Linked DNA regions of Homo sapiens: region 2 is linked to region 1. A link is a contact called in ENCODE Hi-C or POLR2A ChIA-PET data. All regions are on one chromosome and are shown on one strand. The core of a region is the stretch at or near the end of the contact, and the rest is flanking DNA. Distances in the headings are between cores, read along the strand shown. Region 1 overlaps CAVIN1 (caveolae associated protein 1). Region 2 holds the start of STAT5B (signal transducer and activator of transcription 5B).

Region 1 (3,705 bases), core at 187-2,686:
CTGCCCGAGCCAGGCCGAAAAGCAAGTGGTGGGAGTGTCTAAGTTGAAAGCGGGTAGGGGTTTGAGCCCACAGCTGCACCTACCCACCCAAGCAGGTAAAGTAAAGGAAGTGCATTTCCTAGACTCAAGCTATTTCTTTTTTTTTTTTTTTTTGAGATGGAGTCTCGCTTTGTCGCCCAGGCTGCAGTGCAGTGACACGATCTCTGCTGACTGCAACCTCTGCCTCCCAGGTTCAAGCAATTCTCCTGCCTCAGCCTCCTGAGTAGCTGGGACTGCAGGCATGCGCCACCACACCTGGCTAATTTTTTTGTATTTTTAGTAGACTCGGGGTTTCACCATGTTGGTCAGATTGGTCTCGAACCCCTGACCTCAAATGATCCACCCGCCTTGGCCTCCCAAAGTGCTGGGATTACAGGCATAAGCCACTGCTCCTGGCCTCAAGCTATTTCAGAACCAGCCTTAGAGATGGAGAACTGTGGTCCACCCTCCCCCACCTCCACCTTCTTTGACTCCTTCATACTGTTTGGCTCCACCAGTGGTCATTCTCCCCCTCCCCCACATTTAGAAATTGATATTGGAAAGAGGAAGAAGCTGGCTGGGAGCCACGGACATGTTTTCTCCCCAGTCTGGACATTTCTTCTGGTTGTGACTTCCCTACTTTGGGATAGAAGAGAGATTACTTTTCAATTCTTGCTTTCCCTACCCCCTGCCCCCAGCACAAAGCCTGAGCTCAGGGGTCTAGGAGTAGGATGGGTGGTCTCAGATTCCCCATGACCCTGGAGCTCAGAACCAGTTCTTTGCTTTTCTGTCTTCTCCTTGGAGGACTTAGCACCAGAACTGCTTTCCATTCCGGGAAGATTTTCCAAGATCTTGACTCTGGCCAACATTTCAGAATCTCTGGATCACTCCCTCCCCCACCTCCACCCTCATCAGAGAGCAGGGGAGGCTGAGCACAGAAAGGGAAAGGGCAGACCAAGATCATCAATAGGATCTCTTTGGCCCAGACTCCCTTTAGTGACTTCAAATGAAGGAACGAGAGATAGTCGCTTTTCTAAAGGGTTTTCTGAAGACCATTTCCCAGAATTATAAGAAAAATCCTGTCCCCTAAGAAATTAAGGCAACATAAACTGAGTCCTCTCACTGACACCACACACACACACCCCTATACATAGGCTGCTCGGTATCTCTGCACCACCTGCTACAGAAATTCCTTCCCCAGCCCCCAACCTCTTTCCTCTTCCCTCCCATCAACATCCCCCCAGAGTTTCCTGGTTTACACTGAAAACTAGGAACACCCTCTCCCAACTTCCTTCCCTTCTTGTCAATAGCATTAGCAGGGACAAAGAGGGAATGCTGGCTCCACCTCTTCTCTCATCTGGGCATCAGCTCTGCTGGGCACCAAGCCACCTCCAGCTCTCTGTTACCCAACTACACCTCCCAGCAGGCAAGGTGACCTGGGCACAGGGCATGCTGGGACTTGTAGTCTCTACCTGCCATAGACGGCTTAGTGCAGATCATGGGCAATCCTAGGGCATTTTGTTTATCCCTCTGCCTCTTATCATTCACTGAGGCATTGAAGGGTGTTTTCCTTGTTCTGAGTGTAGGAGAGTCTCAACTTCTCTTTGCATTCCCTCTGATTTCCAGTCATTCACTTTGGGGCTCCTACAATCACCCTTACCCTGCCTGCTACTGGAGTGCATATCATTTAAGACTTATACATCATTGTAGGATCTAAACCCTCTTCATCCATCTCCACCCAGAATTTACCTGCAGCCCCAGTATATATATATATTAAAAAAAATTCAGCTCTGATCTTTCCTTCATAACCTCCCAGACTTAAAAACCCACCCACGCCCCACCAAAGGGTGGAGAGAGCCCCTCCTTTCACTAAACTCAGACAATGTGAATAGGCTAGGGAGGGATTAAGGGTGACAGGCAGGGAATAGTCAGGAAACAGCCCCAGCTGCTGGAAAACAAATCCACTTTGTCTCTCTGCCCTACCCCCAGCATCCCCCGCTTCTCCCCTACCCCTGCTGCCTGCTCCACCCCACCCCTAAAGGCTGAGCTGGCTGGTTTTCCTGGCCTGTGGCTTCCTAGATAAAGGTCTTTGCCAGCTGAACTTGGAAGTGAATGGGACTGGGGAGAGAGCTGCAGACTTCTTATAGCCAATGCCATCTTCCTAGTGCCTCATGAAAGGTCTCAAACTACAACATAAGGAAGCAATCCTAGTGAGAGGAGGTTTTTGTTTTTTAGTTTTTTTGTTTTTTTTGAGATGGAGTTTTGCTCTTGCTCCCCAGGCTGGAGTGCAATGACACGATCTCGGCTCACCGCAACATCCGCCTCCTAGGTTCAAGCAATTCTCCTGCCTGGGCCTCCCAAATAGCTGAGATTACAGGCATGTGCCACCACACCTGGCTAATTTTGTATTTTTAGTAGAGACGGGGTTTCTCCATGTTGATCAGGCTGGTCTTGAACTCCCAACCTCATGTGATTCGCCCTCCTCAGCCTCCCAAAGTGCTGGGATTACAAGCCTAAGCCACCGTGCCCGGCCTTTTTTTTTTTTTTTTTTGAGACATGGTCTCACTCTGTCACCTAGGTTGGAGTGCAGTGGCGCGATCTCGGCTCACTGCAACCTCTGCCTCCTGGGTTCAAGCAGTTCTCCTGCCTCAGCCTCCCAAGTAGCTGGGATTACAGGCATGCACCACCACACCTGGCTAGTTTTTGTATTTTTTGGTAGAGACAGGGTTTCACCATGTTGGCCAGGCTGTTCTCAAACTCCTGACCTCAAGGGATCCTCCCACCTCGGCCTCCCAAAGTGCTGGGATTACAGGCACGAGCCACCGCATCTGGCCATTTTTGTGTTTTTGTTTGTTTGTTTTGAGATGGGGTCTTGTTCTGTCAACCAGGCTGAAGTGCAGTGGCATGATTACAGGTCACTACAGCCTCAACCTCCTGGGCTCTAGTGATCCTCCCACCTCAGCCTCCCAAGTAGCTGGAACTACAGGCGCACGCCACCATGCCCAGCTAATTTTTGTAGTTTTTGTACAGGCAGAGTCTCACTATGTTGCCCAGGCTGGTCTCAAACTCCTGGGCTCAAGTGATCCCCTTGCCTCGGCCTCCCAAAGTGCTGAGATTTCTCGCATGAGCCACTGTGCCTGGCCAAGGGGAGGTTTATTCCTGGATTTAGAAATCTCTCCAGACCAGTAAGGGATCTGGGGGCTCTAACCCCATTCATCGTAGGCTTCCCCTGGAGTGACGGCTTACACCATAGGAGCTGCCTTCTTGGTGGAAGGTCAGGGGACAGGAGACGAAACAACTTGAGCTGAATCCTGGGATGATGTCCAATAGGCTGGCTCTGGAGAGGGTATTTCACCATTAGCTTTTCCTCTCCACTCCAGGCCAGGTTTCCCCCATGACTCACAGCCTTGGAGTGCTGTCTTGGTCCCACCCATCTGCTTGCTGGTACAACCACCACAAACACAATCCAAAATCATCTCCCTCCACCCTGGGCACACAGGCCAGGCACCCTTGTCCCACCCCTACTTCTCTGGCAGAGCTCCTAAGCCAAAGGAAGGACCTCAGGGGATGGCAAGGAGGGACGGCTCTGCTTGTTCTGTTTCTCGTTTTTATTAAACAAAACCACCACTCCCAATAGGCTTGGTTTCCAGAGTTACCTTTAATGACCAGCTCTGAACAAAAGCATTA
Region 2 (3,880 bases), core at 923-3,422, 130 kb before region 1:
TTATGCAATAACCAAACTACTGGTGATAGAAATCAACTTTTTTTTTCTGATGGTTTGCTTTACAAAAAAAAAAAAAAAAAAAAAAAAAACCTCTCCATTCCTTCCCTGTGTCTCAATCTGGAGCTTGAAATTTCATCTTCCAGAGGCTACAGTAGCAAACAAGTCATCTCCTAGATAACGCGCTTACCTGACCCAAGGTGTGGACTTGTTTGAATTAAACGTAACAGATACCACAAATTGTCACATAGGAAGTTTTTCTTAAAATCAGCAGCCCCTTCTCTTATTTAGCCATGTCCATTCTAACAACTGTGATCTTCCATGAGATGGAAACTGGTACCCAAATGAATAAACAAAACAACCCAAAGCCTTAAAATAAAATCAATCAATAAGATTCTCCCCATTTGAAGTGATCAGAACCACTCCAATATTTACAGTGTTACAAAATGAAATTTTAAAACATGAAAGGCACACTCAATAAAATACATCCTCACCTAGGAACTCACAGGCAATGAACATAACGCAATATAACATAAGCAAATGGACAACAATAGAATGTTGGGGAGAGAGGCACAGTTCTATTACCTTAATTGAAAGATAACAAAATTATTTGAAATAATGTAGACCCAACAGCTGAAAGCTTATTATGGCCCAGGCGGCTATCCAACAGCTTTGGAAACCTAAGATCCAAGCAGACCATAAACACCACTTGAAGACTGAAAAAAATGACATAAGCCCAAGTATGATATTCAGTGTCACGCTGGCCCTTTCAAAGGGCATTCCCTGAGGACACTGCAGAGAAAATGTATGGAATTGTATCTAGGCAAAGATCTGTATACTGCACGATGCTTTGGGAAGAGCACGAATCTCAGAGTCCTTGAAGTTTCAATCCCTGGATACTCAACAAACAGCCGTGTCACCTGAGCAGGCCACTTACTCCACCTATCTGGGCCTCAGTTTCCTCATTTGTACAATAAAAGAATGGCATCATCGCTGGGTTCCTTTCCAGCTCTAACATTCTTTGACCCACTTTTGGCACTATTTATTTGATACGAGGTATGGCGGGATCACAGGGACCAAGAAGAAAAGAACTGACTCTGGCTCTTTGGCAAAGAGAGAATCGGTATCTCTTTTAGTCTTTAAAATTCTTGTGCTTTTCATTAATCCCGTCTTTCTAAAAGCTGACACTTGGTTTTCTTCTTTGGCTTTTCCATCACTGCTGGCTACAAGTGTTTGCAACCGCCTCTTGCTCCGTGTGAGTTCTTTCCTCTTTGTTCACCCCGACCATCTTGCCAGATTCCTTTAGCCTCAGACCAGCTTTTGTGATACAACTCCCCTTCCGACTCTCCATATCTACCCCCCGACACCAGGAGCACTTTTAACCCTTTATCCCTGACTAGAAAGAAAAAGCACACTGCATCCCACGGCCACACGCACGAGCCCAGGCCTGGCGGGTCCTGATGTGGGATCCCGCCCCCCAGAGTCTTATCGAAACGTTCGTATTTGTTGTCTTGATTCCTTATAAGGCCCTGTTTCTTGAAGCTTTGCTAATACCCCCCACCGCACCAGGCACCCCCGCAGGCTCATCCCATCCCCGGAGTCCCGGGAACCTCTTTTGAAAGAAAGAAGTTAAAGCAAGGAAGACGGCTGGGGATATTCGGAATTGCAACGTGAAGGTGTGAGGCGGCTGACAGCAGCCCCCTGAGCTCCTATGGGGTCGGCGCGGGGTCCCCACACACCCACTCAGCACACGCGCACGCAGCCTTTAAAGCGCACGCCCCCCGCGGCGCCGCGGCGTTCGCAAGTCCCCCTCGCGCACCCCGCATTGCCCTCAGCCTCCCCGGCAGCCAACCCGGACCCCCTCTCCCCGCGCGCGCCCCTCGCCCAGCGCGCAACCACCGCGGCCCGGGAGTGATGGCGGCGGCGCGGCCCTGACGGGCGGCTGAGCGGCTGGAGCGCGGGCCCCGCCCGGGCTGGCTCCCCGGCCTGGCTCCCCCGGCCCCGGGCCCAGGGCTCGCCCCGCAGCTCCTACCTCGCTCGGCCCCTCGGGCGCCCGCGGCTGCTCCGGCCCAGCTGTCTGGCTTGCCCGCCCGCCCGCTCGCTCCCTCCCTCGGCCGGGCCGCCGCGCGGAGTTGCCTGCGCTGGGTCCCCGCCCGGGGTGACGGCTCCGGCCGCCGACTCTCCTCCCGCCGGGGCCCGCGGGGGCGCGCGCGCCGCTCACGCGCGGAGGCCCAGGGACGCGCGCCGCTGGCAACCCGGAGCGCGCCCCGCTTCCTGGTTCCGCCCGGCGCGCGCTCGCTAGCCCGCTGTCCCTCGCGCCCCCTCCGCGACCGCCCTTGAAGGACCCGGACCCCCTCGGCACACCCGAGGTGGCGGCGCGCTCGGCGGTGCCGGTGCCGGCGCCGCGCGCACCCCCTTTCTGCGGCGGTGGGGTGTCTTCCCGGCTCGGCTCCCTAGCCGACGCCGCACCGCAAGCACATGCTGCTTTGTTTGGGTTGGGTCGACCACCACTAGCAGGGCTAGGGCGCACTGTCGTGGTCGTTTTGGTTGGCCCCCTCCGCGGCCCGCCCACCTCTCTCCCTGGGAGCCCAGGCCCGCGTTCCGGGTCCTCTCCCGCCGAGGCCGAGGTCAGAAGTCCACAGGGGCCCCGATCAATAATTATCCTGGGTTTGCCCCCGGGAGGGCGTCTCAGCCAGGGCTCCTGCCGCCTGCATGGGCACGGCAGGAATTCACATTCGCCCAGGCCGAATTCACCTGTCCGAGTTCCAGGGTGAACCTACGGGGGACGGGGCGCCTGGGGCCGGTTCCCTTCCTGGGAAAATCTGGCTGGCTCCCACCAGTCAGAGCTGCGGGAGGGACTGCTCTCTCTAGAGAAGAAAGAATAAACAGGGTCATCTGTAGGATCCAGGGGAAGGGGGTCCCCCAGATCCTTTCCACGTGCTGAGGAGGGGGTTGCGGTTGTGGGAAGCCAGGCTGAGTCACCCACTCTCCTTTCCTCTGCTACGTCTATCTCCCGGAGCTGGCCAGCGGTTTCCCTGGCAACCCTCCAAGGGCTAGCACTAAAGCAAGACATAGGAAAGCTCCAGAAGCCAAGCTGCAGGGGCCAAAAGAGAGAGAAGGACCCCTCCCGCCCCCACTCAGACACACAGAGCTCCCCTGTGTGTATGCAAAACGTTCATGTCCAGAGATGGCCCAGAGCTGCAAGTTCTCCCATAGTCCTCCCTGGGCAGCTCTTTCCAGCGGCCTTCTCTTCACCTCCAGAATGACACCAGCCACAAAGGTCTCCAGCTGGTCAAAAAACCCTTCTCCGCTACCCAGGCCACTGCTGCAGTCCCATACTCTGGGCCAACACCTGGCACAGTGCTTTGCACAGAGTAGGTTCAGGGAGCTTGGAGGCCAGAGAAGGAAGCAGGAAGCAGGATGGATGCGCCAACCAACCCCGAGCTCTCTGGCAATCTCCCTGACAGTTACTGCCCATGATGTTTTGACACTCAGGTGCTCCATGTTCTCCATATTTCTCTTTTATCTTTTCTTTTTCTTTTCTTTTTTTTTTTTTTTGAGACGGAGTCTCTCTCTGTTGCCCAGGCTGGAGTGAAATGGTGCGGTCTCAGCTCACGGCAACCTCCACCTCCTGGGTTCAAGTGATTCTCCTTCCTCAGCCTCCTGAGTAGCTGGGATTACAGGCGCACACCACCACATCCGGCTAATTTTTGTATTTTTGTAGTAGAGACGGGGTTTCACCATGTTGGCCAGGCTGGTCTCGAACTCCTGACCTCGTAATCTGCCCGCCTCAGCCTCCCAAAGTGCTGGGATTACAGGCATCAGCCACCGCACCTGACTCATGTTTCTCTTTCTTGTGAGCTTTCATCCCTGCACACATGCT

The links. Hi-C counts contacts between places; a loop is a spot of excess contacts on that map. ChIA-PET counts read pairs that join two places held with the same protein, here RNA polymerase II (POLR2A). Pooled maps may share reads with other maps.
Region 2: a loop to region 1 is called in a pooled map, with 2.8 times the contacts of the local background. The contact joins the promoter of STAT5B here to the enhancer-like site in region 1. A Hi-C loop is called at or near these places in 3 of 37 single-sample maps with no recorded cell type and 10 of 50 pooled maps. POLR2A ChIA-PET finds 5 or more read pairs at or near these places in 18 of 52 experiments (A549, AG04450, BJ and 14 more).

What each region holds. Positions count from the first base shown.
Region 1 is chr17:42,406,240-42,409,944 of GRCh38, forward strand. All of the region lies in intron 1 of CAVIN1 (caveolae associated protein 1), which reads right to left. Among named protein-coding and RNA genes, the nearest start is that of CAVIN1, 15 kb to the right of the region's middle. RefSeq lists an enhancer at 72-121. Within about 2 kb of position 1,437, at least 26 of the 41 ENCODE cell types and tissues checked have a DNase peak (open chromatin) inside an H3K27ac peak, as active enhancers do.
Region 2 is chr17:42,274,219-42,278,098 of GRCh38, forward strand. STAT5B (signal transducer and activator of transcription 5B) reads right to left here and starts at 2,173. Exons shown (of 19, transcript NM_012448.4): 1 at 2,030-2,173. RefSeq lists a silencer at 1,806-2,415.